2 separate regions of the Homo sapiens genome follow, and region 2 is linked to region 1. The links are chromatin loops, found by intact Hi-C in ENCODE. Cell type or tissue: endothelial cell of umbilical vein. All regions are shown on one strand. Each heading gives the region's core, and the rest is flanking DNA. Links, peaks and the distances in the headings are about the cores only. Region 1 overlaps LINC03082 (long intergenic non-protein coding RNA 3082). Region 2 holds the start of LOC105370355 (a long non-coding RNA gene).

What was found. Peaks named below come from ENCODE experiments on the same cell type or tissue, not always from the same donor. Only the 100,000 strongest peaks of a DNase experiment are listed, where the experiment ranks them.
Region 2: a loop joins it to region 1, with 18 times the contacts of the local background. A loop is called at or near these places in 3 of 110 quality-filtered maps.

Annotation. Positions count from the first base shown.
Region 1 is chr13:110,106,760-110,122,420 of GRCh38, reverse strand. The region is part of intron 1 of LINC03082 (long intergenic non-protein coding RNA 3082); the gene reads left to right. LINC03032 (long intergenic non-protein coding RNA 3032) reads right to left here and starts at 719. Exons shown (of 3, transcript NR_148221.1): 1 at 494-719; 2 at 78-261. RefSeq lists enhancers at 1-35, 518-617, 1,272-1,771, 6,098-6,217. In endothelial cell of umbilical vein, for the core only: CTCF peaks have their summits at 6,189 (motif pointing right) and 9,797 (motif pointing right); a DNase peak (open chromatin) is centred at 6,240; H3K27me3 peaks cover 1,401 bases.
Region 2 is chr13:108,315,400-108,331,060 of GRCh38, reverse strand. It overlaps LOC105370355 (a long non-coding RNA gene), which reads right to left and starts at 3,032. Exons shown (of 3, transcript XR_007063863.1): 1 at 2,782-3,032. RefSeq lists an enhancer at 3,810-4,442. In endothelial cell of umbilical vein, for the core only: a CTCF peak has its summit at 8,632 (motif pointing left); no DNase peak of the experiment used is centred there.

The DNA of each region.
Region 1 (15,661 bases), core at 3,184-11,183:
TTTTAAGCCACCCAGTTTGTCCTATTTTCTTACTGAAGCCCTAGCAAATGAATATACCATTTGTTGTGCACACTCACCTAGACTGGTAGATCTTTTATCCCCGTTTGAAGATAAGAACACCAGCCTCAGAGAGGTTGAGCAGTCTATTCAGCATCACACAGCTTTCCTGGAGCTCGAAGTGGTGCTTGGGCTGGTTGCCGTAGTTCTGGTCTCATCGTTTTGTTTGTTTTCTGCTTTTACCAAAAGGTACATTCCCCTGGTCTGTGAAGCAGGCGATGGAAAGGACCAACAAAGTGATTCAACAAAGTTTTGAAGTGTAATTTCCAGACATTAAGTGTTAAAATCAGTTTTGACAAGTGCATACATCCATATAACCCAAATCATGTCAAAATACAGAACTTTCCCATCACCCAGAGGGCGTTCCCATCAATTACAATCCTCCCACCTTTGATCTGACTTCTCTCCCTACAAGTCAGTTTTGCCAGTTCCTGACCTTCGTAGAGGGGGACTCACTCTATCTGTTTGGCTTCTTTCTTCTGCATGGTTTTAGATCGTCCACACTGTTAGGTACTCAGGGAATTGTTTCTTTTTATTGCTGAGTAGTTTCATGATATGAATTCACCGCAATTTGTTTGCCCATTCGCCTGGTGATGGACATTTAGGTTCTTTCCAGTTTGGGGCTATTATGATTAAAGCAGCTATACATAGCCACACAGCCTTGTGGATATTGTTCCTTTTGTCTCGGGTAAATACCTAGAAGTGGAATTGCTGGGTTACACAATGCAGGTTTATTTAACTTTATAAAGCAACTGAGAAACCATTTACAAAATAGTGAAATCATATGAAGATGAAGGCATGTCTGCTTGCTGCCCTGTGACAGCCCCCTCTTCCTCCTATGACACAGCACAGTCTAATCATGGTGAGAAAGTGAAATGGGTGCATTTGGCTTGGTAACTTGCTGATTTACAACCACACACAGATGGGTCCATGCAGGTGCTGGTTTTCACTGTCGTGTTTCGTAGACATCTCTAGACCTACATATTAAAGTCTCTGGAGGGACAAAACTAATATGGGAAAACTTAGAAATACAGTTTTATTTAAAGATAGAATTTACTTAAATATAGAATTTGTACCTAAACATAGAATTGTTTTACTTAAATATGAAATTTGTTTTACTTATAGAATTTTACTTAAGTATAATATTTGTATTTACTTAGCTATAGAATTTACTTAAATATAGAGTCAATTTCCTTGATTTCAAAAATAGCCAGCTCCTTTCCATAGAATTCACAGGTCGCAGAAGCTACCATTAGAAAATAACATGGATTTAGGGATCTTCTTGGCGTTTCCGTTTATCAAGCACATTCGCAGAATGGGCAGTTTCTTCCACATTCGATCTTACAGAAGGCTGTGGAGGACAACAGAGTAGAGAAACAGCAGGTCGTGTCTCTAAGGAGCCTGGCACAACTGCTAGTGGGGAGAGGGGAGAAGGATGGAAGAGGGTGAAGGAAGAGACGCGGGGAGCCAGGGGGAGCGGCAGGGAAGGGCCAGGGGAGAATGAGACGAAGTCCAAGAGAGGTGAAGAGGGGAGAAGCAGGAGACACGGATGCTGTGGCATAGAAGAACATGGACTGCTAGTGAATCACTCACAGAAGGTGACTCACAGAGACTGGGTCAACATCTCAGGTGGGTGCCACATAAACGTGGTGAATGGCGTGGCTTACCCCATCACTGCGTCAGGGACTGACCAGAGGACACAGAGGTGTGCCCTGCACACGCCACAATGTGTGCACAGTGTGGGGGTACAGTGAATGTCCGCAGCGGGGGGCTGGGTTTCATCTTCAGCTTTGTGGATGATGAATTCTTGATTGGGAAACCCAGCATCTCCCTGATGCCGACTACTCTGAAGATAAAACATCCACAGGGCACAGCAAGTCCCCGATTAAGGTTTTCATTGCAAGGTGGAATGTTGCCCCTTGGGTAACCGTGTGTCCCCAGGGATGGCAGAATGCCACAGCACACAGCACCTGAAAGAGACCTTGCCTCGCAATGTGGTGGGGCTGGCCCTGAGCACTGACTCTGTAATAACCAACTGTGAACCTGGGGCTGCGCCTCTGCCTCTCTATGCCTCAGTAGGTTCTTCTATGAAATGGTCATTATAATCATGGAGTATACAACATAACACAAACCACTGAGCCGTGTCCCCAGCATACAAGGTATGCTCCAAGGACACCAGCTCTTATTATCAATACTTCTCTTTACTCTTTTATTATCATGAGAGGAGTAACAGGAACACTTAGCGCTTAGCTACAAAGCATTCTATCTTTAGAAAGTTTGCATGATACAGGGTGGGTCCATTTAAGGTCTGGAATCTACCAGCTGTGACCTAAACTTGTTTAAGTTGTTATTTATTTTGTAAACCTATTAACATAAATTTTTGAATAGGTAACATTCATATGCTTCAAAAATAAGAAGTAAAACACTGAGAAATCTCTCCTGTTCCATTCACTCACCTCCTGCTTGTGCCCATCTCTACCACCCTAGGAAGCCACAATCATTTGTTTATCTGCTTCTAGTATGTATTAATGCATATAAAATAAATATATTTTTATTCTTTTTTTCTTGAGTTTTTTAGACAAAAGATTGCATACAATTCACATGTCTGACTTTGCTTTTTTATGATTAATTTAGTCTACCTTGGAGAGCTTTAAACACCAATATGCATAGAATTTGCTCCATTCTTTCATTACAGCTGCATATATTGCATACTATGGATGTACCACACTCTAACTAGTCCTCTTTTGTGGACTCTTGAGTTGCTTTTCTAACACTTCACTCTTACCAAAAATTTTGCCATAAATAACCATGTGCAGGCATATCTGTAGGGTATCTTCCCGGAATGGGTCAACAAGTATCAGCATTTTAATTTTAATTTTTATTTATTTATTTATTTATTTTTAGTTGGAGTCTCACTCTGTTACACAGGCTGGAGTGCAGTGGCATGATCTCAGCTCACTGCAACCTCTGCCTCCCAGGTTACAGCAATCCTCCTGCCTCAGCTTCCCGAGTAGCTGGGACTACAGGCATGCGCCACCATGCCTGGCTAATTTTTGTGTTTTTAGTAGAGATGGGGTTTCGCCAGGTTGGCCAGGCTGGTCTTGAACTCCTATCTTCAGGTGATCCACCTGCCTCGGCCTCTCAAAGTGCTGGGATAACAGGTGTGAGCCACTGTGCCCAGCCTAGCATTTTAAATTTTGATAGATATTGTACATTTTCCCTCTAAAACAGCATCAATTTACATTACCACCAGCAGTACACAAAGATGACTATTTCTCTTCAGCCGCAACAACAAGGTGTACTATTAAACTTATGGAAATGAGTCTAGGTCAAAAATACTATGAGTGAAGTTGAGCATCTTTTCAGCTATTAAAGGATCCTCTGATTTTTCTCTTTCTCAAACTCTTGTTCTTGTCATTTTCATACTTTTTATTGGATGGTTAGTCTTTTTTAAAAGTAATTTTTTTTTTAGAATATCTGTGATGAAAGTTACATATATTTCTGTCCTTGATTTTGAACTCAATTTTGTCTATGGTATTTTAAAATTATTTTAATTAATATTCCATGTTGGCACGTAGAATTCCTAACACAAATTCAGAATTTTCAACTTTTTAAAGGCTTCTCTATACTGAATCACCAGTTTGCAAGTTCTGCTCTATCCCAAGACGGCGGAGGAATTCCCCCATGTTTCCACGGGAAACGCTCATGGTTTCCCTATTGACATTTGGGTCTGCTGTCAGTGGTGTGCTTGTGAGGACCTGGAATCAGCCGTGGCAGGGTATTTTTGCCATGAAATTGGCAAATGCCAAATTATCCAGGGTTTTTTTTTTTTTTTTTTTTTTTTTCTTAGAGCCATTTAGTAAGCCCTTGTGAGCATGCTACCACCTTTAATCGACTTGAATTTTTAACCGGATGTCTGCCACTTCCCATAGCAGGGTTAGTGCATCCCCTGGGACGGGAGGCAGTCAAGGGCAGGCACCGAGCCCATGAAAGCCTCGACAGAGGCAGCTCTGCTCCCCTACGAGCTCCAGCAGGAAGCCCGCAAGGACCCATTTTCCCCATGTTCACGGAGCTGGACTGGAAGCCCAAGCTGGTCCAGCCGGCACGGGCAGTCAGAGGTTGGAAGCTGGGGGGGCCTCCCACATTTCTGCTGGATGCTGGGGCCCAGAGCACTGCGCTTCCTTGTCAATCAACATGTTGTGATAAGGGGAATATTGGGGGTGCATCTATCACCTCAGGGGGAGAAGCATGAGTTTAATGGTGGAGGAAAGGTTGACCTTAGTGTATGACAAATTGTTTGTTTGTTTTTTTCAATTGTTTGAGAGACCTAGATTTTCTTTAATGTTCGGGTAGGTGGGGACCAAGGAGGCAGCCAGGACAGCACCTAATCACAGGTGCTGAGAAGGGCTCAAGTCCCAGGCAGGTCCTGGTGGCTCACGCCTGCACTCTTAGCACTTTGGGAGGCCAACGTGGGTGGATCACTTGAGGTCAGGAGTTTGAGACCAGCCTGGCCAATATGATGAAACCCCATCTCTACTAAAAATGCAAACATTAGTCAGGAGTGGTGGCACACACCTGTAATCCCAGCTACTCAGGTGGCTGAGGCATGAGAATTGCTTGAACCGGGAATGTGGAGGTTGCAGTCAGCCAAAATTGTGCCATTGCATTGCAGCCTGGGCTACAGAGCAAGACTCTGCCTCAAAAAAAAGGGGGGGCTCAGGTCCCCCAATTCCTGCTTGGCACCTGGTACCCAGCTCCCATGGGAGACAGCAGGGACCGCCTCCCGCCTTCTGAACCTCCTGAGAGTCCATTTCATGTTACCTCCTTTCTTTTTGTGCTTGCTATGGATTGATCGGGGTCATTTAGTGGCTGTTTTTCTTCATATTTTATTTAAGCCAAATTCTTAAATAAACATACCTTGGAGGTGCAGGCAGATAATACCAGTGGGAGATTTTCCTGAAGTCCTGAAATTTTCTAACAATGGCTCTACGTGGAATTGTGTCTAGCACAATATTTTTTAAAAAATTAGAGTAATTCTCATAAAAATAGTCGTTGACTCATGTTCATACAAAAGAATTTTGCCTCTAATTTTTTTCCTTTCCATGTTTTTTTCTCTTTGTGCCTAACTCTTCTGCTCCCCACGCCCCAGAGGAAAACTCCTTACAATTCTTCCCTTAAATAACTGTTGAAAGGATGATGGAGACGCTCCTGGGGTGACCGAAGGAAAAAGGGGAAACCCATGGTAACATGAAATGAACTCTCAGGAGGTTCAGAAATTGTGTCTCGGGGTATTTAAAGCTCATCTGGGAAGAGCGTTAGATGCCTTAGAGGAACTTCCCCAAAGGGCAGGGAAGTGTCAAATCGGCCCCTTGCTCCGCTCCTGACTCCCCGCCATACAGGGCATTGCCGCACCTTGAGGGCCCAGCATGGGCGTTCCTGCCTCTGAGCCTCTCTCCCTGCTGCCCTTTCTGCCCAGCCAGGATGGCCACCCACTGCCAATGTGAGCTCACAAGTCATCATCTCTCTGGAGGGTCCTAGTCCCCACCCGGCCTTCTAGGCTGTGTTGTTTCCCTTTTCCGTTCCCACACCACCTTTGCTCATTTCTGTGAAAGCACCGATCCCATCGCATGCAACACTCGCCCCCCGCAGCACATGTCCTATTGTGGTGCACTCTTGAAGAGTGGGCCAATCTTATCGTTTAAAAAAATTTCCTTTGACTCCAGCTAAATGCACATGGAATATTCTAAGCAGATGTTTGAATGCATGAGTTTGCATTTGCACGCGTGCACACACACACACACACACACGGCCCTCCATAGCAAAATGCATCACTTTTTCGTTATTTAAAACATTTAGATAATTCTGGTAAAATTATGCTCTGTTTTCCCCTATGTTTTCTTCCTTGTTTTGCAATCCCCTTGTCTACCAAGGATCTCAGCAAAAAAAAAAAAAAAAAAAAAAAGTCTTTCCCTTGGATAATGCTCGTATTAGCTTCCTATTGCTGCTGTAACACATTGCGACACACTCGGGGCTGAAAACTGCACGGATGCATTGCCTTCCAGTTCTGTGAGTTGGAGTCTTGGCGGGTCTCCGGCGGCGCCCGGTTCTGGAGGCTCAGGTCGGGGAACCGCGTCCTTCCCTTCCCAGCCTCCAGAGGGCGCCCCTGCTCCTCGGCCGGTCTCAGACCTAAGCGCGCGCCTGGCCTAGGAGCGCTTGCGCCAAGTCCCAGAAGGAAAACCCGCTTTTTAGCGGGTAGAGGATCAAATGATGGCAGAGGAAAACACGCAAGCACAAAAAGAAATGGAAATGGATAGACGTTTTCCATTAAAAAAAAAACTCACTACTTTTTCTCCTATATCTTCAGTATCTGTGTCTTCTTTTCTAACACAACACAAAATACAAAACTGAATAGAAAACAAATGTGAATTTTAAAAAAAGCAGTCAACTTGATTTATCACAAACATACGTGCAAGCTATGCTCTAGCAAATATATGTCGGTGTGTTTTATGTTCGTTCAAATTACGTAAGTCACACAACAGAAGGAAATATTTCAATTCTTCATGGTCTTCTATAAAGCACACAACTTACTGGAATTGTGGGTTCTCTACCATTTGCACACATTTGAAGATTTTAATCAGATCCAGTTGGTTTTCTTATATTGCATCCTTTGGTTTTCTGATGCAGGGCCTGCAGCTGCATCTGCTTAAATGCTGAACATTTCAGGAAACTCCCTTCTGACCATGGCAGCTTAATTCACTGGTAGCCACGTCAAGATTTGAGGCACTTTTCTCCTGTTGGGCAGTCTCCGCCCTTCCTGCACCTTTTTGCAGCTGGCCACGCCCCACAGAACTCAGAGCACACCTATGCCTTGCACTGTTCTGGGACATCCTCGAGTGTCGGTGGACAGATCAATCGTCTTACCGTGGCTGCTTCTCCTCAGCCGGAGAGAGACCACTGAGGCGCAGAGGAATGAGAGGAGTCCAGCTATGGCCTAGGCAAGTCCCCTGGCCTCATGGACCTCAACCCATTGGCTAACAGAGAAAAAGTGCTGCCCTGCATACCTCATGTGATACGACTGGAAGAGATAATGGTCATAAAAACATATAGTCTTTTTAAAAAGTAGTGGAACTATCTCAGGTTCTTTAACCTTTCCTAACAGTACCCATAACCTATTTCACTGGACAGGTCCACCTAGTTCAGAGTGCAGTGAGACTGTTACACCTCCCACAGCCTGGACATCACACTCAGGACATCATATGTCTGTTGTTTTCTTTAAAAATTGCAGGGACATTATGCAGTTGGAATCACCTCTGTAGACAGCAGGTAGAGTGTGTTACTCTAAGAGGTGAACCTGCTAAAAACATCAATCAAGTCACACACAGTTGCTAAATGCTCAGTAGAAAAACAAACTCTGCTACAGGGAAGACAAAATTGGCAGAAGACATAGTATCACTCTCAGGAATTTATGGAAGAGTTGAGAGATCAGACAAAGCACATAAAACCACCAGAGAGCAATATAAGACAATATGTAAAGAAGGATAAATCACCTGAGGAAAGACAGAAACTCCACTGGCCTCAGAGATGGGAGAATGTCAAGGAAGGCTGCAGGGAGAAGGAGAGGGGGCAGCCCAAGTCTCGAAGGTATGAATTTGAGCTGGAAGAGAGAGAAAAAAAGGTCAAGTTGCCAAGGAAAAAGAGAATAGCACATAGAAGGGCTATGAAACAAACATCTGGAATGAAAACAAACCACCTCAAGGAGAGTTTACATAAGATCTGTATATAAACACACAGTTGCAGGAAGTTGAGCTTGTTTGAAGGATACAGCTAACATTTAGGAAGGAAACCTGCCCTTTTCCCCAAATATCTCTTGAAGATGCTCTCAGAGACTGACCGTGTGTCATTCCCTTAGTCATTCATTTACCAATACAAGCCAGCCACCCTCCAGTGACAGATGTGGGGGCATGAGTGTAAATGTGGCACTGGGTCTCCCCTTGGGGGGTTCCCGGCTTAGCTGGAAGGAAAAGCACACACATTCTGCTTTTATCAGCACGTACTCTGGGCTTCACCCGAGCTCTGTCTGCAGTGATTTGGGAGGACGGAGAAAGGAGCAATTCATTGTGCCAGGTGAGGGCTCTGGGAAGCATTCATATCACAGATGGCATTGCAGCAGGTTGAGGAGGGTACAGTGTTCCCCACATAGATGGGGACAACGGGCATTCCAACAACCCTGCCTGAGACATACATGGAGAGACCAAGCACAGAACAAATGTATGCAGTGGCAGACACTCCAGTGCGTCCTAGGGCTGTGTTTCAATCAGGGAGCTCATCAGATAACATGGAATGCTTTCCCCAAATGCACCGGGCAGGATCCCTCCTCTGGAGGTTCTAAGTGGCTGGATCCTGGGCATGGGGATTTGAAAAATCTCCCTACAGGATTTTGGCGTGAACCCTTTGTTAAAAAGCAAGGCGTGGGGGCGAGGGTCATGGGCGGCTGGGGGTTGAGAGGGGAGGCTGCCCCAGCCTGTATGGTGGCCCTAAAGGTAACTCACACCGAGCTCTGACATTCTTCCCTTCAGGAGATGGAGCTTCATTCCCCTCTTCTTGAGTGTGGTTTGGACTTAGCAACTCATTTCTAGCAAACACAATCAGGCAGCATGAGGATGTGCGATGTTTGAGATTGGGTTGCACAAAGGCTGTGCAGTTCCTCTTTACTTTCTCTCCTGGGCCTCTTACTCTGGAGAAGCTGGGTGCCTTATCATGCAGATACCCTGCAGCCCTCTGCAGGAACCCAAGTGGGAAGGAACTGAGGCCTCTGGCCCACAGCAGGGGGATGACATTAAACATGATCCTCCAGCTCTGGCCAAGCCTCCCAATGCCTGTGGCCCTGGCTGACATCCGGATTGCAACCTCATAAGACAGCAGGAGCCAGAAACACCCTGTATTCATCATACCTTTTTAGTTCTGATGACACATCTCCTTGCTGACACAAGAGAGCCTGCCCCTTCCAGGGCTAGCTCATTCCTAGAGACAGCAAACATGCTTTGAGCATGCTGTGGGTGCAAACCAACCTGGAACCCACACCATAGCCACCACCTTTATAGGGCTTGCTCACTCTGGGCCAATGCTCACCCTCCCTAGGTGCCCCGGGGCCAGCAGCAGACAATTAGGACAGACACCCCCAAGTGTGCTGATGGTGCCTCACCTCACTTTTCCCACACAAAGCGCAGTAAAGGCAAGAACCCAGGTCTCGTCTGCTCCCTCTGCCCCTTGACCCACTTGGAGCTTCCCTATGTGCCCCCCATGGTGTGGCGTGACCCCTTACCATGGTGTGGCGTGCCCCTGTGCTTTTCTTCCTGGGAACTGTGAGAAACAAACTGTCTTTCAATGGCAATCATCTCCTGCCCCACTGGCTTCCTCATCCTTACAAACCACACGTTATACAAAACACCCAGCTCAGCTGCTCTTGAATTCCCACCCCACAGAATCTGTGAGGTCATGAATGTAGGTTGTCTGAAGCAGGTAAATTTTGTGGTGGTTTAATTATACAGCAGCAGATAACTAACACAGCCTACGAAGATCTGGAGATTTGGAAATTAGGGAGATACTACAGTTTTCAAGGACAGCAACATGCTGAGTCTCTAATTTATTATTAGTTTTTAAAACAAAACCATTTATCTTCTCAGTTTTGATGGGTCAAGAGTTTAGGAGCCGTGGGGCTGGAAGGCTCTGGCTCAGGGCTTTTCACAAGGTTGCAGTCAAGGTGTTGATGGGGGCTGTGGCCAGCAGAGGGCGTGACTAGGGCTGGAGGACTCGGTCTTTTTTTTATTATTATTATACTTTAAGTTTTAGGGTACATGTGCACGATGTGCAGGTTAGTTACATACGTATACATGTGCCATGCTGGTGTGCTGCACCCATTAACTCGTCATTTAGCATTAGGTGTATCTCCTAAAGCTATCCCTCCCCCATCCCCACACCCCACAACAGTCCCCAGAGTGTGATGTTCCCCTTCCTGTGTCCATGTGTTCTCATTGTTCAATTCCCATCTATGAGTGAGAATATGCGGTGTTTGGTTTTTTGTTCTTGCGATAGTTTACTGAGAATGATGATTTCCAATTTCATCCATGTCTCTACAAAGGACATGAACTCATCATTTTTTATGGCTGCATAGTATTCCATGGTGTATATATGCCACATTTTCTTAATCCAGTCTAACATTGTTGGACATTTGGGTTGGTTCCAAGTCTTTGCTATTGTGAATAGTGCCACAATAAACATACGTGTGCATGTGTCTTTATAGCAGCATGATTTATAGTCCTTTGGGTATATACCCAGTAATGGGATGGCTGGGTCAAATGGTATTTCTAGTTCTAGATCCCTGAGGAATCGCCACACTGACTTCCACAAGGGTTGAAAGGCCTTTGACAAAATTCAACAACCCTTCATGCTAAAAACTCTCAATAAATTAGGTATTGATGGGACATATCTCAAAATAATAAGAGCTATCTATGACAAACCCACAGCCAATATCATACTGAATGGACAAAAACTGGAAGCATTCCCTTTGAAAACTGGCACAAGACAGGGATGCCCTCTCTCACCACTCCTTATTCAACATAGTGTTGGAAGTTCTGACCAGGGCAATTAGGCAGGAGAAGGAAATAAAGGGTATTCAATTAGGAAAAGAGGAAGTCAAATTGTCCCTGTTTGCAGATGACATGATTGTATATCTAGAAAACCCCATTGTCTCAGCCCAAAATCTCCTTAAGCTGATAAGCAACTTCAGCAAAGTCTCAGGATACAAAATCAATGTGCAAAAATCACAAGCATTCCTATACACTAATAACAGACAAACAGAGAGCCAAATCATGAGTGAACTTCCATTCACAATTGCTTCAAAGAGAATAAAATACCCAGGAATCCAACTTACAAGGGACGTGAAGGACCTCTTCAAGGAGAACTACAAACCACTGCTCAATGAAATAAAAGAGGATACAAACAAATGGAAGAACATTCCATGCTCATGGGTAGGAAGAATCAATATCGTGAAAATGGCCATACTGCCCAAGGTAATTTACAGATTCAATGCCATCCCCATCAAGCTACCAATGACTTTCTTCTCAGAATTGGAAAAAACTACTTTAAAGTTCATATGGAACCAAAAAAGAGCCCGCATCGCCAAGTCAATCCTAAGCCAAAAGAACAAGGCTCAGTCTTTGTTAGATAAGGTATCTGGGAGAGCTGCCAAGGGGATGGTAAGGGGGTGAGCAGAGATGGGAAAGCGCCACGTGGGACACCGTTCTGTCCCGCCACCCAGCCCGCCACGCAGCCCTCCACGCAGCCCGCCACCCAGCCCGCCACGCAGCCCGCCACGCAGCCCGCCACCCAGCCCGCCACCCAGCCCGCCACGCAGCCCGCCACCCTGGCCAGCCTTATCTTCTTAGTCTGTTAATCTTCTGCTGATATTGTTTGTTTGTTTGTTTGTTTGAAATGGAGTTTTGCTCTTGTTGCCCAGGCAGGAGTGCAATGGCGAAATCTCAGCTCACTGCAGCCTCCGCCTCCCAGGTTCAAGTGATTCTCCTGCCTCAGCCTCCCGAGTAGCTGGGATTACAGGCACCCACCACCACACCTGAATAATTTTTTATATTTGTTTTAGTAGAGATGGGGTTTCACTATGTTGGCCAGGCTGGTCTCGAACTCCTGGCTTCGGGTGATCTGCCTGCCTTGGCCTCCCAAAGTGCTGGGATTATAGGCATGAGCCACTGTGCCTAATATTCTGCTAATGTGACCATCCTAGACTCCGTAGTAAGAGATTCTAACTTTGAAAACAGCAGAGTTTGCCTGATTTTATTTGCTATTTTTCAAAGCGTGCTGTTTCATCAGTGCCTATGCAATGATGTCTATTTTCCATTGGGGTCCTGTCAATACCAGGTGAAAGAGGGGCACCTGTCAATACCAGATCTACTTGGCTGCTCTCCAAGAAGATCTGGTATTTACGGTTGCCCCTCTTTCAAGCTCAATCCCTATCTGTTTGGAGTCTAAAACAACCTGCAGACTTTCTTCTTCCCTGTGGGTTTTCCCTTGTTTAGTTTATTTATATCGGAAGACTCCACGAAGGGATCAGAGCGGACAGCTTGGGACTGAAGGGCACGTGGTGTCTGACTGGTTAGACAGTAGGGAAATAAGAGCTCCACAGAGGGAAGGGAATGGAGTAGCTAGCGCTTGGAAAGAGACGGCTGGGGGTTGACTTGGCAGCTTCTGGGAGTGCATGGCAGGCTTATCCCTCCGTGGAGGACAGGCCTGACTCAGCCGCCTGTCTCCATAGGGGGAGGAACAAGGCGGAGGCGTGCATGGCCCGGCTGCAGGACAGCTCAACAGCAGGAGCATCAAGGGCTGCCAGGGCCCTGCAGAAGGCACCGCTCCGCCGCAGAAACTGCCTTTTCCGTATTAGGATCATGATCCTGTAAAGGTGCAGCTGCTGTACCATGCTAATGAGCTCTTAAAATCTGTATTGCAGCACGTAAGTAAAAAGTCTGAACAAACTGTCTTAAAGAAAGAAGACGAAGAAGAATGAACTATCAGTCACTGTTGTGAGCACTCTTTGAGGAGGCAAGGAGAAGTGTGCTTTTAGAATTGACTGCGTTTTAAAGGACACAATGCCATTTTCTTGGAACTGGAGCAAGATAGAAATGTATGAATTTGTTGTCCCAGAGGGTGACGAAACTGTCTCTCAGGCAGAGTTCAAAGACCCCGAGGGACCCAGGAGATTTGTGGGAACGTCAGTTAGTGGGTTTCCTTTTTCATATGAAAAGGCTCCAGCAGTTAACCAGGCGTATTTAGGAGCATGGTGATGTGAATTTCCAAGGCTCCTCGGGGTAGCATTGCAGTTTCAGACCACACAACAAAGTGAAGCTTCCTGAAATTCAAGACATTGTTGGGGACTTATCTCCAGTAAGGATCAGTTTAGGGACACATAAGGGAGACAGGCCACGCCTCTCTCCTGGTGTCCTCTAATACCCTTAGCCAGCAAGCACCTTAGACTACGGGAAGGGGGAAAATGGGGAAGAGGTCCCACTGATGTGGATAGATGGTCCAGTAGGGGTGTTTCTGAAGCCTGTGCCTGGGGTCTTGGCGCTTTCCCCTTCTCTCTGCCGGGGCTAGTCCCTGACTCCTGGCCCCTGCACCCTATATGTCCTTTTTCTTGTCTGAGCCTAGAGACAGAAACCACCCAAGACCAATGTCAACTTGCCATGTCAGCCAGGAGCCTTCCCCTGGGTGGCAGCACACTCCACACAAAGCAGGCAGAGCAGGCCCGCTGCAGCATCCAGGCCCTGCTGGGAGGGATCCCTACTGGAAGTGCACTCACAGCCTGGTCAGCCTCATTCCTGGGCCTCTTGAGGCTCCCATGCATTTGCCAGAGCCCGCCCACACTTGCACTCCTACACTCACTTAGAAACACACACACACACTGCCACAGCCACACACACACTCACATGTACACAACCACATCAACACTCACACACTTATTCACAAACTCACACACACACTCATACATGCACACAGGTGTATACTTGCACATCCACACTCATAAATGCACATCCACAGCCCACACAACCTCATGCACATACACATATACACACATTCACACTCATCTCTACCCACACACATGCACACTTATTCACAAACTTATACATACACACACAGGCCCATACTCACACACACCCAACACAGGCAGTCACACACGCACACACCCTCTCACTCTTGCACGTGCACACACATTCTCACACACACTCCTATACTTATTCACATACACACTCTGTGACACACTCATGCTTGTAGACACTCACATGCACACTCGCCCATACCTAACATGATGTTACACACACTCAATCACAGCATGCTCACAATCAAACCCACACACTGTCACACACTCACACACGTGTGTTCTGTTGCACACTCACACTCTCACACTGGTGCAGTGCCTCCCTTGGGCACCTGCTGTCTTTGGCTCTAAAGCTTACGGAAGTGGCGGCCTTGCCCGAGCCAGGCCTAGTTGCTTGCTAGGGCCTTGTTAATGGCGCCTCAGTGTGGAGAACGGCGGGAAGTACGTTTTGCTTCCCAGGGTGGTTGATCCCGAGACCACAGGTTCCAGCCTGTCTGCCGCCCCAGGGTGCTGACAGGAGCTGCCTCCACTGCCTTGTGTGCCATGTCTATATTAAATTAGGGGTCCCCATGTCCCCAAGGCCCACTCTCCGCTAGGCTGTGCCCCTGACGTTCACAGAGGCAACACCCTCTTTGATGACTTACCAGCGTCCACAGAGTGACTCCAAAGGCCAGAAGTGCCAACAACTCAACTGGGCACTTGGCACCACACTTGGAACCTCCGACTGCCCCAAGCATGTGACCCGGGAGCCTCCTGGATCCATGCTGCTGTGGCAGCTCCCTCCAGAACTTCAGGTCCCATCGCCAAGGGATCCCTGAGAACAGGGCTGACGGAGAAGGTCTGGGCCTAGTCTTAGCAGTGCCACCCTTTTGTGGAGGGACAGTGTTCTGAGCCTCGATATCCTCCTATGGAAAACAAAGGTTTTAGGACTTTGATCTTAGTGCACTCGGGCCACTGCAATGAATTGCCACAACCTCGGGCTTGACACAAGAAGTGTGTTTTTTCACAGTTCTGGAGGCTGAGGGTCCAAAATCATGGGGTCCACAGGCCGTGGTCCCTCTGAAGGCTCCGGAAAGGGTCTCCCCTGCTTCCAGCCTCTAGTGCTGATGCAGTCCTTGGCATTGCTCGGCTTCCAGCCACATCGCTCCCGTCTCTGCCTCTGTGGTCACTTGAGGTCTTCCCTGTGTGTCTCGGTATAAATTTCCTCCTCTTAGGAGGACCTCCATCATTGGATTAAGTCCCCAGGTAAGCCAGCATGACCTCATTTTAACTCGATCACATTCACAAATACCTATTTCCAAATAAGGTCCCATTCACAGGTACGGTTTACAACTTGAACTTGGCTTTCTGGGAGACACAATTCACCCCTAACACTGACCTTCAAGATCGTGACATTTAGAGATGATGTGTAACCAGAGATTATTAATATTACAGTAAATGACATGAAGAAAAGGAATAAAGTGTCAGGCAGCTCTACCCACCAGCCTGAGCACATTTCTGAATCTAACTGGCAGCTCAGTTTGGGGGCAGTTCTCACCCTCATCTGATCTTCTGCTGCTCAGGACTGAGAGTCCTGCTTTAGAATCTGCTCAGCCCTAACATCTCAGGGCCCCACAGAGGCTCGGCCTTCCTTCAGCGAGGCTGAAGGACCTGGGAGGTCTCTGAGATGAGGTATGGGGGAGTGCCACTCTACTTCCTTATTAGGGGCGAGCTGTCTTGGAGCTGGTCTCGGTAAAGAGCTGTCTCTGCTCCTGCCCCCAGCCTGCTCTGCCATGCAGTGCCTCTGGGCAGCTTCCCAGGGCTCAGGTCCAAGCTGCAGCTCCTTGCCTCAGAGCACACACTGCTTTTAGCTTCAAAGTCATGGTCAGCACTCCAGCCCCAGCTCTCTAAGCCTGAAATTCAAAGCAATTCCCAGAGTCAGCGTGGCCTTTTGGAGGTACC
Region 2 (15,661 bases), core at 4,213-12,212, 1.8 Mb after region 1:
ACTTGGTTGGTGAGTTCTTATCCATTCTGCTATTCTGTATCTTTTAAATGGAGCATTTTAGACCATTTACATTCAATGTTGGTATTGAGATGTGAGGTACTGTTCTATTCATCGTGCTATTTGTTGCCTGAACACCTTGGGAGTTTTTTATTATTTTTTATTGTGTTTTTTTTATAGGTCCTGTGAGATTAATGCTTTAAGGAGGTTCTATTTTCATGTATTTTGAGGATTTGTTTCAAGATTTAGGACTCCTTTTAGTAGTTCCTGTTGTGTTGGCTTGGTAGTGGTGAATTCTCTCAGCATTTTTTTGTCTGAAAAAGACTGTATCTTTCCTTCATTTATGAAGTTTAGTTTTCCTGGAAACAAAATTCTTGGCTGATAATTGTTTTGTTTGAGGAGGCTGAAGATAGGGCCCCAATCCCTTCTAACCTGTAAGGTTACTGCTGATAAATCCACTGTTAATCTGATAGATTTTCCTTTATAGGTTACCTGTTGCTTTTGTCTCACAGCTCTTAAGATTCTTTCCTTCATCTTGACTTTAGATAAGCTGACGACTATGTACCTAGGCAGTGATCTTTTTGCAATAAATTTACCAGGTATTCTTTGAGCTTATTGTATTTGGATGTCTAGATCTCTATCCCAGCTGACAAAGTTTTCCTTGATTATTCAAGGAAAATACGTTTTTCGAACTTTCACATTTCTCTTCTTCCTCAGGAACACCAATTATTCTTAGGTCTGGTTGTTTTACATAATCTCAAATTTCTTAGAGGCTTCGTTCATGTTTTAAAGTTCTTTTTTATTTTGTCTTTGTTGGATTGGGTTAATTTAAAAACCTGGTCTTCGAGCTCTGCAGTTCTTTATTCTGTTTGTTTGATTCTATTGCTGAGTGCTTCCAGTGCATTTTGCATTTCTCTAAGCATGCCCTTTATTTCCAGAAGTTGTGATTCCTTTTATTTATGCTCTCAATTTCACTGAAGATTTTTCCCTTCACATCTTGTATCCTTTCTTTGATTTCATTAAGTTGGACTTCACCTTTCTCTGGTGCCTTTTTGATTAGCTTAATACTCGATCTTCTGAATTCTTTTTCTGACAATTCAGCGATTTCTTCTTGGTTTGGATTCAATGCTGATGAGCTAGTGTGATCTTTTGGGGGTGGTAAAGAACTTGTTTCATCATATTCCCAGAATTGTTTTTCTGGTTTCGTCTCATTTGGGTAGGCTACGTCAGAGGGAAGATCTGGAGCTCAATAGCTACTGTTCAGATTTCTTTGTCCAACAGGGTGCTCCCTTTTTCTCTTTTTTTTTTTTTTTTTTTTTTTTTTTTGAGATAGAGTCTTGCTCCATCCCCCAGGCTGGAGTGCAGTGGCGCGATCTTGCTCACTGCAAGCTCCGCCTCCTGGGTTCATGCCATTCTCCTGCCTCAGCCTCCTGAGTAGCTGGGACTACAGTGCCCCCCACCACACCCGGCTAATTTTTTGTAATTTTTTTTTTTTTAGTAGAGATGGGGTTTCACCGTGTTAGCCAGGATGATCTTGATCTCCTGACCTCATGATCCGCCCACCTCGGCCTCCCAAAGTGCTGGGATTACAGCCATGAGCAATTGCGCCAGGCCACGGTGCTCCCTTGATGTAGTGCTCTCCCCCTTTCCTAGGGATGTGGCTTCCTGCGTGTTGAACTGTAGTAATTGATATGCCTCTTTTTGATCTAACCACCCAGAGGAGCTACCGGGCTCTAGGCTGGTACTAGGGGGTGTCTGCACAGAGTCCTGTAATGTGAACTGTCTTCATGTCTCTCAGCTGGGAATAGCAGTGCCTGCTCTGGTGGAGGTGGCAGGGGAATGAAATGGACACTGTGAGTTGTAGTTTTGTTTATTGCACTATTTTTGTGCTGGTTGACCTCTTGCCAGGAGGTGTTGCCTTCAAGAGAGCATCAGCTGTGATAGTATAGGGTGGATCAGGCAGTGGGTGGGGCCCTAGAGCTCCCAAGAGAATAAGTCTTTTGTCTTTGGTTACCAGGGCAGGTAGAGAAAGACCAACAGGTGGGAGCAGGGTTAGGCCTGCCTGAGCTCAGACTCTCCTTGACCGGGGCTTGCTGTGGCTGCTCTGGGGGATGGGGGCATGGTTCCTCAGGCCAATGGAGTTATGCTCCCAGGGGGATTCTGCCTGCCTCTTCTATGTCATGCAGGTTGTCAGGGAAGTGGGGAAAGTTGGCAATTACACCCCTCACCCAGCTCCCCATGCAACTCAAGGGCCAGTCTCATTCCTACTGTGCTCCCCTCAACAGCAGGGAGTTTGTTTCCAGACAGTGGGTGAGCAGGGCTGACAACTTGCCTCAGGCTACCAGCCTCCTGGCTGTGAAAGCAAGCAGGGCTTTCAGATCTTGTGCCTCCCCACCTACTGCAGCTTCTGTGCTTTGTCTGCACTCCTGATTCACCCCCTTCCCTGAGTTCTGTCCAGGAAACTTTGCGTTCCATTGAAATTGTTACAAAATTCAGCTGGAAGTTTCCTTCTCCCTGTGGTCTTTTCCCAGTTCTTCTTGCAGCCCTCCCCAAAGACCTCTGAGAGAAAAAGTCAGAAATGGCTTCCCTGGGTACCGAGAGAGCCCACAGGGTGCTTTCTGCTGATTCTTCTACCTTTGTATTTCACTCAGCTCTCTAAATTGTCTCAGCTTTAGGGAAGGCCAAATCCTTCTTCCGTGATCTGGACCGTCAGGATCCCCAGTGAGGGTGCATGTTTGGGGATGGACGGGCCCCCTTGTATACTTTCACACTTTGGGTACTCACAGTTTGGGGGCTGCCTCCTGGAGCCTGCAGGAGCAATCTGCTTCCTTCAAAGTGTCTGTGGATTCTCTTGGCTCTCTTGGTATTTTCCTGTGGTAGTTCTTGGAGCAAAAGTTCGCGATGTGAGTCTCCACATGCTGCTTTTTCCATCCAAGTGGGAGTTGCAATTTAGTCCTGCCTCCTAGCCACCATTTTCCTCTAGAAAAAAACAACATGTCAAACTTATTACCCAAGAGGAAACACTAGCTGACAGTATAAAGAGCTTCAAAGAATTTAAGAATTAATGGATAGTAGATCCATAATAGATCACTAAATAAAACCACAGTGGTGGCTGCAAACTCCTGATATTCAAGGTTGACATTGGGAGCCAGGAAATAAATCCCTGGAGGTTGTAAGCAGAAGCAGAACCCCCGGAGTGTATGCAGCAGAAACCCACACGGATGGATATATTGCTGTGGGCTGAATTGTGCCCCCATCCGTATTTGAAGCTGTAAACCTCAATATGATAATATTTGGTGCCACAACCTTTAAAGAGGTAATTTCGGTTAAAGGTGATAAGATTGGGCACTAGTCTAATAGGATTAATGTTGAGAAAGAGACAGCAGAGACGCAGCACAGAGAAAAAGCCTTTTGTGAACACAGCAGGAGGAGAGCAATCTGCAAGCCAAGGAGAGAGGTCTCAGAAAAAAACAAACCCTGGTGACTCCTTGCGTTCAGATATCTGGCTTCCGGAACCATGAGAAAATAAGTCTCTGGCTGAGCATGGTGGCTCACACCTGTAATCCCAGCACTTTGGGAGGCTGAGGCAGGTGGATCACTTGAGGCTAAGAGTTTGAGACCAGGCTGGCCAACATGGTGAAACCCTGTCTCTACTAAAAATACAAAATCAGCCAGGCGTGGTGGCAGGTGCCTATAATCCCAGCTACTCAGGAGGCTGTGGCATGAGAATTGCTTGAACCTGGGAGGTGGAGGTTGCATTGAACCAAGATCTTGCCACTGCACTCCAGCCTGGGAAACAGAGTGAGACTCTGTTTCAAGAAAAAGAAAAAAAAAGAAAAGAAAAAGAAAAAGATAATAGGTCTGTTTTAGTTAAGCCATCCAGTTTGTGGTATTTTGTCATGGCAGTCTTCGCAGATGAATACATATACCATACAACACAGTATAAACATAACACAATCTTATTAGCTGATTTTACAAGCAACTCACGACAATGAGGGCAATCAAGAAAACAAGGAGTGGCATTAAGGCAAGCATTTTTTCTTCCTATTTGAATTATTATGAATGCTATCATTGATGTAAAACATGGGAAATTCCCTATAATGGAGCTCACAAAGCCAATTCGCCAGCAAGCTGCCAATTAATGAATATTTCTGTAGTTAAAGGATCATCAGTTTCTGGCCTCAAATTTCTCCTAATTGGTGTGAATAATAATAGGAGGATAAAGACAGCAGGGTATGCTCTGCATTTCCAAAGAGGTGAGAAGAGAGGTGACGGACTTGAAGTGAGGGACTCAGTTCAAATTGCCTGGAAGTGGGGACCTTGTCCTCACCATCTTTGTATCCCCAACTCAAAAGCTTTACTGAACCCAGCTATTCTAAAATTAATTTGATGAGTGGCTAAGGAATTAGATTAACTGGTACTAAGCGTTAAGCTTCAGAGCACACTATGAAACTTGGCAGAGTGGTGAGGGCCCACCGCCGAGATCCAGTCAGGAGGCTCACCAAAGGGTGACACGCAGAGGCTGCCACTGCAGTGTCCTTGCTTTGTCTTCTTAGGTAAATAAGTCTTTGCTTCTCACCCTCCACCCCCTTGCTATAGCCCTATGTGGAAACTACTTCCTGTTTTAAACAACTCACAGCCACAGCAGAACAAAAACGATTCACAATCTCTGAGTGCCTAGAAGTGTTTCATATTGTATAATACGTGAAAATGAGAAATTTAAAAGCACTTTTAGAATTGGGAGATGTTTTCTTCATTGAATATGTTATATAATCATTATTTCATTTATTTAATTAATTTTTGAGAACAAATACAAGAATTTATGTTTGCTTAGCATTTGACAGTTTTAAAACACTATGCAGACATTGTTTTTGGATCTCTATGCAGTTCTGTAAGGAACAAAGATTGGAATTTCATTCAGATTTATGGATAAGAAAGCTCAGGGGGAAAAGAATAAGGGAAGAGCAGCCCAAGGCCACTTAGTGAGCTTTGCACCCAGAGCTTCAGCACAGACTCCTGGGCAAGACCAGGAAACTATTTAAGGAAAGCAAAGCTTATTTAGATGTCAATTTACATATTTGCTGTTTTTCTTCCTGTAAGAGAAATAATAGCTCTCAGGATGTAAATGTGCCACTTCAAGGCAAAATAGGGTAGCCATAAGTGATAAACTGTCTAATATATCAAATTCATGGTGATATGAAAGTGTCAACAATGATATTTGCTTACTGGAGTGTGTGTGTGTGTGTGTGTGTGTGTGTGTGTGTGTGTAAGTATGAATATTTTCCTCCCAGAACCACTGCTAGAAACACAAAAATATTTTGGTGGGAAAAAAAATGTAAGTAAATGTTGGCTGGTGAGACTCAGAGAGGGCAGGATACGGTGAAAAGCATATCCTGCAAAGCAAAAGACCAGTGATTGCCTTGATACCCTGGAGACTATGGAGGCAATGGGAAAAGAAGAGAGGTAAAGTGAGGAAAGAAGCCAGGGAGATGTGGGCCACAAGTCCGTAGAGGTGATTGTCATCTGGGAATGTCATGAACCCTCATGATCCTCTGAATTTTCAAAAAAAAAAAAAGAAAGAAATCACAAAATGCTTAAGAATGGTGGATTTGAAATATAACTTGATGAGTGAGATTAAGCCCTGCATCCAGGCTACAATAGGAGAAGGAAAGAGTGTTACGACAAGGAAAAATAGAAGCAAAAGGAAGCATGATGAGGTAGAGCGCTGGGATGTTAGGGACCATGGAATTAGATTCCGGAAAAGGTACGCAATTTCTGAAAGGCAGGGAGGCTCCAGATGGCATACAGATGGATGGATTGGTGGGCGGACAGATGGAAAGATGAGTTGATGAGAGGCAGACAGATCAATAGTTAAATGGTTATCACTATATTAGACTTAGATGCATTGGAAATTAATGTATACCTAAGAATAGTAAGAAGATTCTGAACATCATGAAAAGTTTCCGAATTTAAGCTAGGGAAGGCCTGAAAGAAGTCATTCAGTTTGATAGTTTGATATTAGAAGGTGTTGGTGATCTCAGCACATTTTGAGAAAGATTGGCTCCGTTGGTGAGGCACCCACGATGTCACCCATACACCTTTTCTTCTGTGGGTGTCCTTTGATTAAGCAAACTACGGAACACTATTTCTCTTTCCGTGGAACATATCTAGGCCAAAGTGATTAAAATGAGGATAGTTGCACACTAGATCTCACTCCTGAAGTTTCATTTTCCCTTCCACAAAAGAAAAGGCTAAAATTCTTTTCTATGTGAAAGTTACAGCAGATTTTAAAATGTGATTCTTTAAAAAACCATCTCATTAGTCACTGACAGTAAAAAATCACCTCCTGTTGGTCTCAATCAAACATTTTAAAGGCTATATCTGATTTTACAGTATTTAAAATCTGTTCTTAAACATTTACTATTGCTAGCCCATAGCTCTTCTTTTTTCTTGCATTTCTAAGTAAGCATTAGTGTCCAGAGTAACACAAATGAAAAACAGACCAATATCAGGGGCTCATGATCATAACTGGTCTCAGCTGAGTATGAGCGGCCTGTGATGCAAATGTAATGAGTGCTTAGGACAAGGGTGATGAAGCAGAAAGCTTAACAAACTGCACTCAGATTGCCTGGCTCTGCATTCTAGATACACTTCACACTAGTTTTTGAGACCTTGGGCAAGATATATAACTTCTCTATGGCACTATTTCCTCATCTGTAAAATACAGTTAATAACAGCATCTGCCCCATGAGTTGTTACAAAAATCAAATTAGATTTAAATAATAAAAAGTCATGGATGAGGAAAAAAGTCTGCAAAACTCATATCTGACAAAGAACTTGCCTCCAAAATATACAAAGAATTCTTAAAACTTAACACTAAGAAAACAACTCAATGAAAAAGTGGGTAAAAGATCTAAACTGGTATCTCACCAAAGAAGATATACAGATGGCAGAAAAGCATATGAAAGATGCTAACATCATATGTCACTAGAGAATTGCAAATTAAAACAACAATAAAACACTTCTCTTCACCTGTTAGAATGTCTTAAATCTGAAACAACAATATTAAAGGCCGGTGAACATGTGGAGCAATGGAAACTCTCATTCCTTGCTTGTGGGAATGCAAAATGATAACAGCTACTTTGGAAGGCAAGTTGGCAGTTTCTTGCAAAGCTAACTGTAGTCTGGCCATCTGATCCAGCAGTCGTGCTACACAGTATGAGGTTATTTGTCCAAATAAGTCAAAAACTTACATCCACACAAAATCCTACTTTTACAGCAGCTTTATTCATAATTGCTGAAAATTAGAAGCAACCAAGATGTCCTTCAACAGGTGAATGGATAAACAAATTGTGGATTATGCACACAATGGAATACTACTTGGCAATAAAAAGAAATGAGATATCGAACCATGAAAAGACATGGAGGAACATTAAGTGAAGATTGCTAAGTGAAAGAAGACAATCTGAAAAGGCTACATACAATTATTGCGACTGTATGACATCCTGAAAAAAGCAAAATGATGGAGGTGGTAACATATCAACGATTGCCATGGGTTTGAATGCGAGGAGAGAGGATGATGAGGTAGAGCTCAGGGGCTATCTAGGGCAGCGATAATATTCTGTATTACTGTAATGGTGGATGCAGAACTTCATGCACTTGTCAAATCTCACAGAACTGTACAACACAAAGTGATTCTTAATGCAAACTATGGACTTGAGTTAACACATCAACGTTTTTCAATAAGCATAAAAATGTTCATTAATTGTAGCAAATGTACCAAACTAATGCAAGATTTCATCAATGGGGAAACGGTGGGGTTAGGAAACAGGGAGTATGTGGAAACCCTGTGCTTTCTGCTCAATTTTTCTATAAACCACAAACTTCTCTAAAAAACTAAAGTTGACTAGTTTTAAGAAATTAATTTTTAAAAATTAAATTAGATAATAGATGAAATTGTGTTAGAGCAGTGACTGACACATAAATAGCCTAAAAACATAAACAGAAGGAGACAAGTATGTGCTATGTGTAGGTGTCAGGATACATCAATAAAAACAATAGTTAAAGGGCAGGTGTATCTCATTGTACATCAGTCAAGGATGTGCATATTTTGGGCTGAAGATAAAAAAGTGTTCATAATCTAGAAAAGGATTAGGAAGTCAAGACATTGAAGAACCAGAAAAAATTATGTCAGACGGAGGAAAAATCCCAGTAACCGTTTCCTGGGAAATCCAGGCTAATTTGAGGAGGAGCTGTTTAAAGTCAAAAATGGAAAGAAATTCTTATAAAGACTGAACCAATTTAGGGTAGACCTTGCCCTCTAACCTCCCTCTCTACAGCTGCTATCTGCCATCATCCCTTCTCTTTGCCCCCAAGGTCTGGAGATTGTAAGTGTGTCAAAGTCCTCAGGTACACAACTGATTTGGAACTGAACTGGAACCATGGGTTCCAACAAATAGGAAAAAGTAGAAGCTGCCATGTCGTAAACTTTCATTAGGCATGGCATATGGTTTTAAGAAACACTTAAAGTATCTGTTTGGTCTCTTAATATTCTTTCAGTTCATGGTTTTATAAATTTTGGTGTTTGTCTATCATCAATTTAATTGCGTTTAAGAATAACCCAGACTGTACACTTTAGTTGTTCAAGTGCTTCCCTCTAGTGGTGATACACATGTACATCACTGTAAAGGAAGGAATAGGCTACATTGTCTAACCTGAATATTTTGTGGGTTTGTTTCCAAATTAATGTGGCATGTACAGTTAAATAGTTTCATGACTAAAAAAAAAAATCTGAATTTCAAAGTAATCTCTTGGGAATTTGGCAAATACTATCTGGCCAGGTGATCATGTACCCTGACTTGATGAAATATGTAAGATATTATTTTCCAAAAGACATATAACCGCCTTCTAACCATAAGAAAAATATCAGATAAACCCAAACTGAGAGTCACTCTATAAAACACCCAATACTCCTTAAGGCTGTCAAGGTATGAAAAACAAGGAAAGACTAGAAACTGTCAGAGACCAGGGGATGTTAAGGAGACATGTCTGTTAATGCAATGAGGTACAGGTGACTAGACTCAGGACCAGAAAAAGAACATAAGTGGAAAGACTATTAAAATCCAAATAGAGTATGGCATTTAGTTAATAACAATGTATCATTGTTTCTTAGCTGTGACAAATATTTTGTGAGTAATGTATTAAAAATAGGAGAAACTGGGTGAGGAATTATAGGTACTATCAGCAAAATTTTGTAACTTTTTGTAAATCTAAATATATTCTAAGATTGAAAAGATATTAAAATTGACATGTTCTCTCAAAGAGCACATCAAAACTTTTCTCAACCTACTTTTCTTTTCTTTTCTTTCTTTCTCCCTCTCTCCCTCTCTCCTTCTCTCTTTCTCCCTTCCTTTCTTTCTTTTGCATATTCCTTTAAGTCCTCTCTTCCCAGGATTCTAATATCAAGTTCGTAATATTTTTAACTAAATTCTGTAACTTCTTGCACAACTTTGTAAACATATTAAAGTCATTTAATTTTACATTTAAAATAGGAAAATTTTACAGCATGTGTATTGTATCTCAAGAAAGTCTTAAAATCGGTACATTCTATCAATTGATTCTAATTTCATCTTCTCATGTTACTGCTCTTTAAATATTGAAACTATTCCCTTCCTTCTTTTTTCTCTTTTTTTGCATTCTTTATTTGAGAGGGGGATGTCCTTCCTTTTGAAGAGAAATTTTTAAGTCTTTACATTTCATTATTTGAACAGTTTCTGTAATTTCACTGTCAGGTCATTATCTCATAGACACGTCCCAGAGTCTGAAAACACTTCCACATTTGTGACCCATTCTGAATGCAATATATCAATTGATTCTAAAGTGAAAGTCTTATTTTCAGTTTCAAATGTTATTTCTAACATAAGAGAACAACATTTTCCCTTCTTAATAATACAGTGCTAGAAATTGACGGAGAAACATAATACAGTAGGTTGAGCATAACCTTTAGGCTCAAAGTCAAAACATTTACTTGCTATATTATTTCAGAAAAAGTAAGAGTCTTGATATGGTTTGGATCTGTGTCCTCACCAAATCTTGTGTCAAATTTGAACCTCTAATATTGGAAGTGGGGCATGGTAGGAGGTGACTGGATCAGGAGATGTTTCTCATAAATGTTTCAGCACCATCCCCTTGATGCTGTGCTCATGATAGTAAGTTTTCAGAAGAGATCTGGTTGTTTAAAAGTGTGTAGCACCACCGCCCCTTCCCAACACTTGCTTCTGCCATGGAAGATGCCTGCTCCTTATTTACCTTCTGCTTTGAATAAAAGTGCCCTGAGGCTCCCCCAGAAGCAGACGCCACCATGCTTCCTGTACAGCCTGCAGAACCATGAGCCAATTAAACCTCTTTTCTTTACAAATTACTCAGTATCATGTATTTCTTTTTTTTTTTTTAATGACAGAGTCTCGCTCTGTCACCCAGGCTGGCGTGCAGTGGTGCAATCTCAGCTCACTGCAAGCCCCGCTTTCCGGGTTCACACCATTCTCCTGCCTCAGCCTCCTGAGTAGCTGGGACTACAGGCCCCTGCCACCACGCCCAGCTAAGTTTTTGTATTTTTAGTAGAGATGGGGTTTCACTGTGTTAGCCAAGATGGTCTCCATCTCCTGACCTCGTGATCCACCCACCTTGGCCTCCCAAAGTGCTGGGATTACAGGCGTGAGCCACCGCGCCCGGCCTCATGTATTTCTCCATAGCAATGCAAGAATGGACTAATACAAGTTTAGGTCAAATTTACCTTTAAAAATTACTTAGAAAAAAAAAAAGCTGGATTCTAGGTTTTGAAATCATTTTTTTTTAATCAGGGTTTTATATACTACTCTCTACTATTGGTCATGTCTTCTATTCATCTACCTTAAATGATTATTTACCTTTTCAGATAAATAAATGCTACGGGAATTCGTTACCACCAGACCTGCCTTACAAGTGGTCCTTGCAGGAGTGCTAACCATGGAAATAAAGACTGATCAGAGCCATCATAAAAACACACTTAAGTACATCGACACTATAAAGTAACTACACAATCAATTCTACATACCAACCAGCTGACAACACAGTGACAGGATCAAATGCACACACATCAATATTCACTGTGAATGTAAACATGCTAAACACCTCATTTAAAAGGCACAGAGTGGCAATTGGATAAAGAAGCAAGACCTAACTGTATGCTGTCTTCAAGATGCCCATTCCACATGCAATGACACCCATAGGCTCAAAGTATGGGTTGGGGAAAGATCTATCAACCAAATGGAAAACAACAACAACAAAAAAGAGCAGGGGTTGCTATTCTTATTTCAAACCAAAAAGGCTTCAAACCAACAACTATCAGAAAGGACAAAGAGGGGCATCACATAATGATAAAGAGTTCAATTCAAGAAGAAGACTTAACTATCCTAAGTATGTATGCATCCAACACTGGAGCACCCAGATTCACAAAACAATTCATAGAGACCTATGAAGAAACTTAGATAACCACACAATAATAGTGGGAAACTTCAACAGCCCACTGATAATATTAGGTGGATGTTCAAGGCAGAAAATTAATAAAAATATTCAGGATCTAAACATTTGAGCAAATTGTCCTAGTAGACATCTACAGAGCACTACACCAAACAAAACAGAATATACATTCTTCTTATCTGCACATGGCACATACTCTAAAATTGACCTCATGCTCTACCATAAAGCAATCCTCAACAAATTAAAAACAAAAAATCAAATCATACCGGCCACACTTTCAAACCACAGTGCAACATAAATAGATACTTCTCAAAAGAAGACATACATGCGGCCAAAAGGCATATGAAAAAAAGTTGGACATCACTGATCAAGAAATACAAATCAAATCGACAATGGGATACCATCTCACACCAGTCAGAATGGCTAACATTAAAAAGTCAAGAAATAACAGATGCCCTTAAAAGAGACAGGAATTGCTCACTCGGGGAGCTCAGTTGTTGGAGACGTGAGTTTTGCCGAAGTTCCCGGCTGAATAAAGCCCTTCCTTCTTTAACTTGGTGTCTGAGGGGTTTTGTCTGAGGCTTGTCCTGCTGCAATACCATCTCATACCAGTCAGAAAGGCTATTACTAAAAAGTCAAAAAACAATAGATGCTGGTGAGATTGAGGAGAAAAGGGATGCTTATACACTGCTAGTAAGAATGTAAATTAATTCAGCTACTGTGTAAAGCAGTTTGGAGATTTCTCAAAGAACTTAACACAGAACTACCATTCCACCCAGCAATTCCATCACTAGATATACACCCAAAGGAATATAAATCATTCTACCATAAAGACACATGCATACATATGTTCATTACAGCACTATTCACAATAGCAAAGACATGAAATCAACCTAGATGACCATCCACAGTAGGTTAAATAAAGAAAATATGGGGGCCAGGCACGGTGGCTCATGCACGTAATGCCAGCACTCTGGGAGGCTGAGACGGGTGCATCACGAGGTCAGGAGCTTGAGACCAGCCTGGCCAACATGGTGAAACCCCATCTCTACTAAAAATAGAAAAAATTAGCTGGGCATGGTGGCGGGTACCTGTAATCCCACCTACTCAATAGGCTGAGGCAGGAGAATTGCTTGAACCCGGGAGGCAGAGGTTGCAGTGAGCCAAGATCGCGCCACTGCACTCCAGCCCTGGCAACAGTATGAGACTCCATTTCAAAACAACAAAAAAATAAGAAAAGAAAAGAAAAAAAAGGAAATATGGTACATACACACCATGGAATACTACACAGCCATAAAAAATGAAATCATGTCCTTTGCAGCAACATAGATGAAGCTGGAGGCCATTATCCTAAGCAAACTAATGCAAGAACAAAAAACTATATATTACATGTTCTCGCTTATTTGTGGGAGCTAAACATTGAGTACACGTGGACACAAAGAAGGGAACAATAGACATTAGGGCTTACTTGAGCGTGGATGTAGGGAAGAGGGTAAGGATTGAAAAAATACCTATTGGGTGCTATGCTCATTACCTGGGTGATGAAATAATCCATACCCCAAACCTGTGCGACATGAAATTTCCCCATGCAATAAACCTGCATATGCAGCCACTGAACCTAAAAGTTGGAAAGAAAAAAACAGATAACCATTATCTGCAATATATTCAACAGAAGTGTCATAAATAGTTTAAAAGTTGATGTAAAAAAAAAACTTCTGAAAAATAGATTATTCTGCCATTCATTAAATTATTTAAATATTGCAGAATTTGTCACTGATTTGATGAAAACTTATAATTTTTTTTTAAAAAAGACTATTTAACAGAAAGCCTGGGACCCTGATCTCAAACATGCAACCTCTTTTCCATCGATGTAATCAATAAACCACTCTGCTCATTGTCTTCTTATAAACTAAAATTTACTGCCTATCTATAAAGAATTATTTACTACATATTGCCTTAATTTGTAGTTATAATATGTGGACAAAATTACCATAAACTATCCATATGTAAAGTCCTTATGCCTGCATTGTTTTTCTAATTCTTTAATTTGTAAAAATAACAAGAAGAGTCTACTTTGGAAACACAAGTGGTGGCATTTGCTGAGGCATTTAGTAATGGGCATGAGATTATCTAAGATGGCTTGCAAACATGGCTTAACAAATGCGTGATGCAACTTTTTGAAGGCAAGAGCCTTCTTTTGTTTATCACTGCACCAACTGTGGTTATTGAAATAGAATGTGTTGGCAATGGAGCAGGTAATCAGCAGTGTTTGTTGGCCCCTCTTCCTGCAGAAAAGTCACCAAGTGTAATTCATCTTGAGAAATGTAGGGTCCCTTTCACCACACTTTTGCAGAGGTGAGCTATCAAGTACCGTCCTGGAGTTAACACTCAAGCAATCACTACAATTCCAATTAGTCAGTGTCATAAATGAAAATGACTACAGCCTCTCAAACTCATGAGTGGTTGGAACTTACCTCTTTGTCTTGTATCCACTCAGATAATGTAGGTTAAATGGAACTTACTTTGAACTAGCTTTCCTTTCCTAGAACGTGGTGAGATGGGGCTTTGAGTGTACAAACCACATCTTAGTTATGTACATGAGACACAGATTTTAAATACAATGATAAGTTGTCACCTCTGGCGATGTCCACTCTGAAACTGGGTGATGACATTCCAGAGGGGTAGAGGGGATTCCTCATTAGGCGGTTTGTTATTTTAGAAACATCTTATTCACTTTCGCTGTGATTTTTGGACTCTTATCTAGAAGCATTGTCAATTCTGGGGCTTATGCTTGAGAAAAAATTAAAACAATTTGTCTTAATTTCCAAGACAGTCAGATTGCCATGTATTATGCAATAGTCTTATCTGAAATGCAAATACAATCGTGGCTGTGTTTTTATTCTCACAAACTCTCTACACCATCCTTCCTTATGTGGTGCTTTCCATACAGTGTCTCCTGTTCCATGGGCAAGCGGGAGCCTCCACCATATACTCCCTCCCTTGGAAAAACCCCTGTGAGGGTTCACCAGCTTCTTATCATTGTAAAGGGAGGCTGTGGGGTGGGGGTGTGAGTGTCCTGAGGGGTGAAGACCAAACAGCCCTGTCTTCCCTACTCGTCCCCAGCTAACACCTCCAGGGTGGTCCCATATGGTCACGCCCAGGCCCCAGAAATGATCTTCCTCCTGCACATTTTCTTCCTCATCCATCTCCCTTTTATTCTGTTTTCTTGCTGCTGCCACCCGATTCCTGAATCCTGGCTCCCTTTCACTCCTGCAAGGTTAAATTTAGGGCAGCCTTCTGCTCTCATGCTGAAGTCTTTGCCCCAGTTGTCTACATCTTGGAAATATGTAGCCTCTGGGGTGGGATATAGTCAGAGCTGTTTTGTTTCTCATTCGCACTGCTGGGTGTCATTCTATGACCTGATGGATGGAGCAGAGCGGTGTTCTAAATTCCAGGGTGCTGCTCTGCCTTCTCTCTCTCTCTCTCTCATTTTTTTCCCTGTCTACCCAAGATATCTTAAAACAAAACAACAATACAAGATAACAAAACCAGATATTCCTCAGTTTCCGGCCAATTTAGCTTCCACATTGGTTTTCATTGCTAAAATGAAACCAGACAGTACACTTCTCTTTCCTTCTTTTGAATTCAAATTCAAATTCCTCCTGTTATGTCTGTGTATGTGGGTATAGGCATGTGTATCTTTTAAGCAAAAGTATTTAGCACATATAATATGCAAGGTACTATTCTGAGTGTTTTTACATGTGCATTTTTTTCACAAATTCAGTGTTACTAATGTTATAAAATTAGGAAGCAAATTAGGATTTGAATGCTAGACTTTTGGCACAAGACATGAGGCTCTTAACTTATCCTCTACTCCTTCTCTCTAATATCTTCTAATAGAACTGCTACCTAATTTTCAGGGCCCAGCACTAAATAAAAGTGTAGGTGCCCGTATTAGTCTGTTTTCACACTTCTGATGAAGACATACCCGAGACTGGGCAATTTACAAAAGAAAGAAGTTTAATACACTCACAGTTCCGCATGGCTGGGGAGGCCTCACAATCATGACAGAAGGTGAAAGGCATGTCTCACATGCGGCAGATAAGAGAATAGAGCTCATGCGGGGAAACTTCCCTTTTTAAAACCA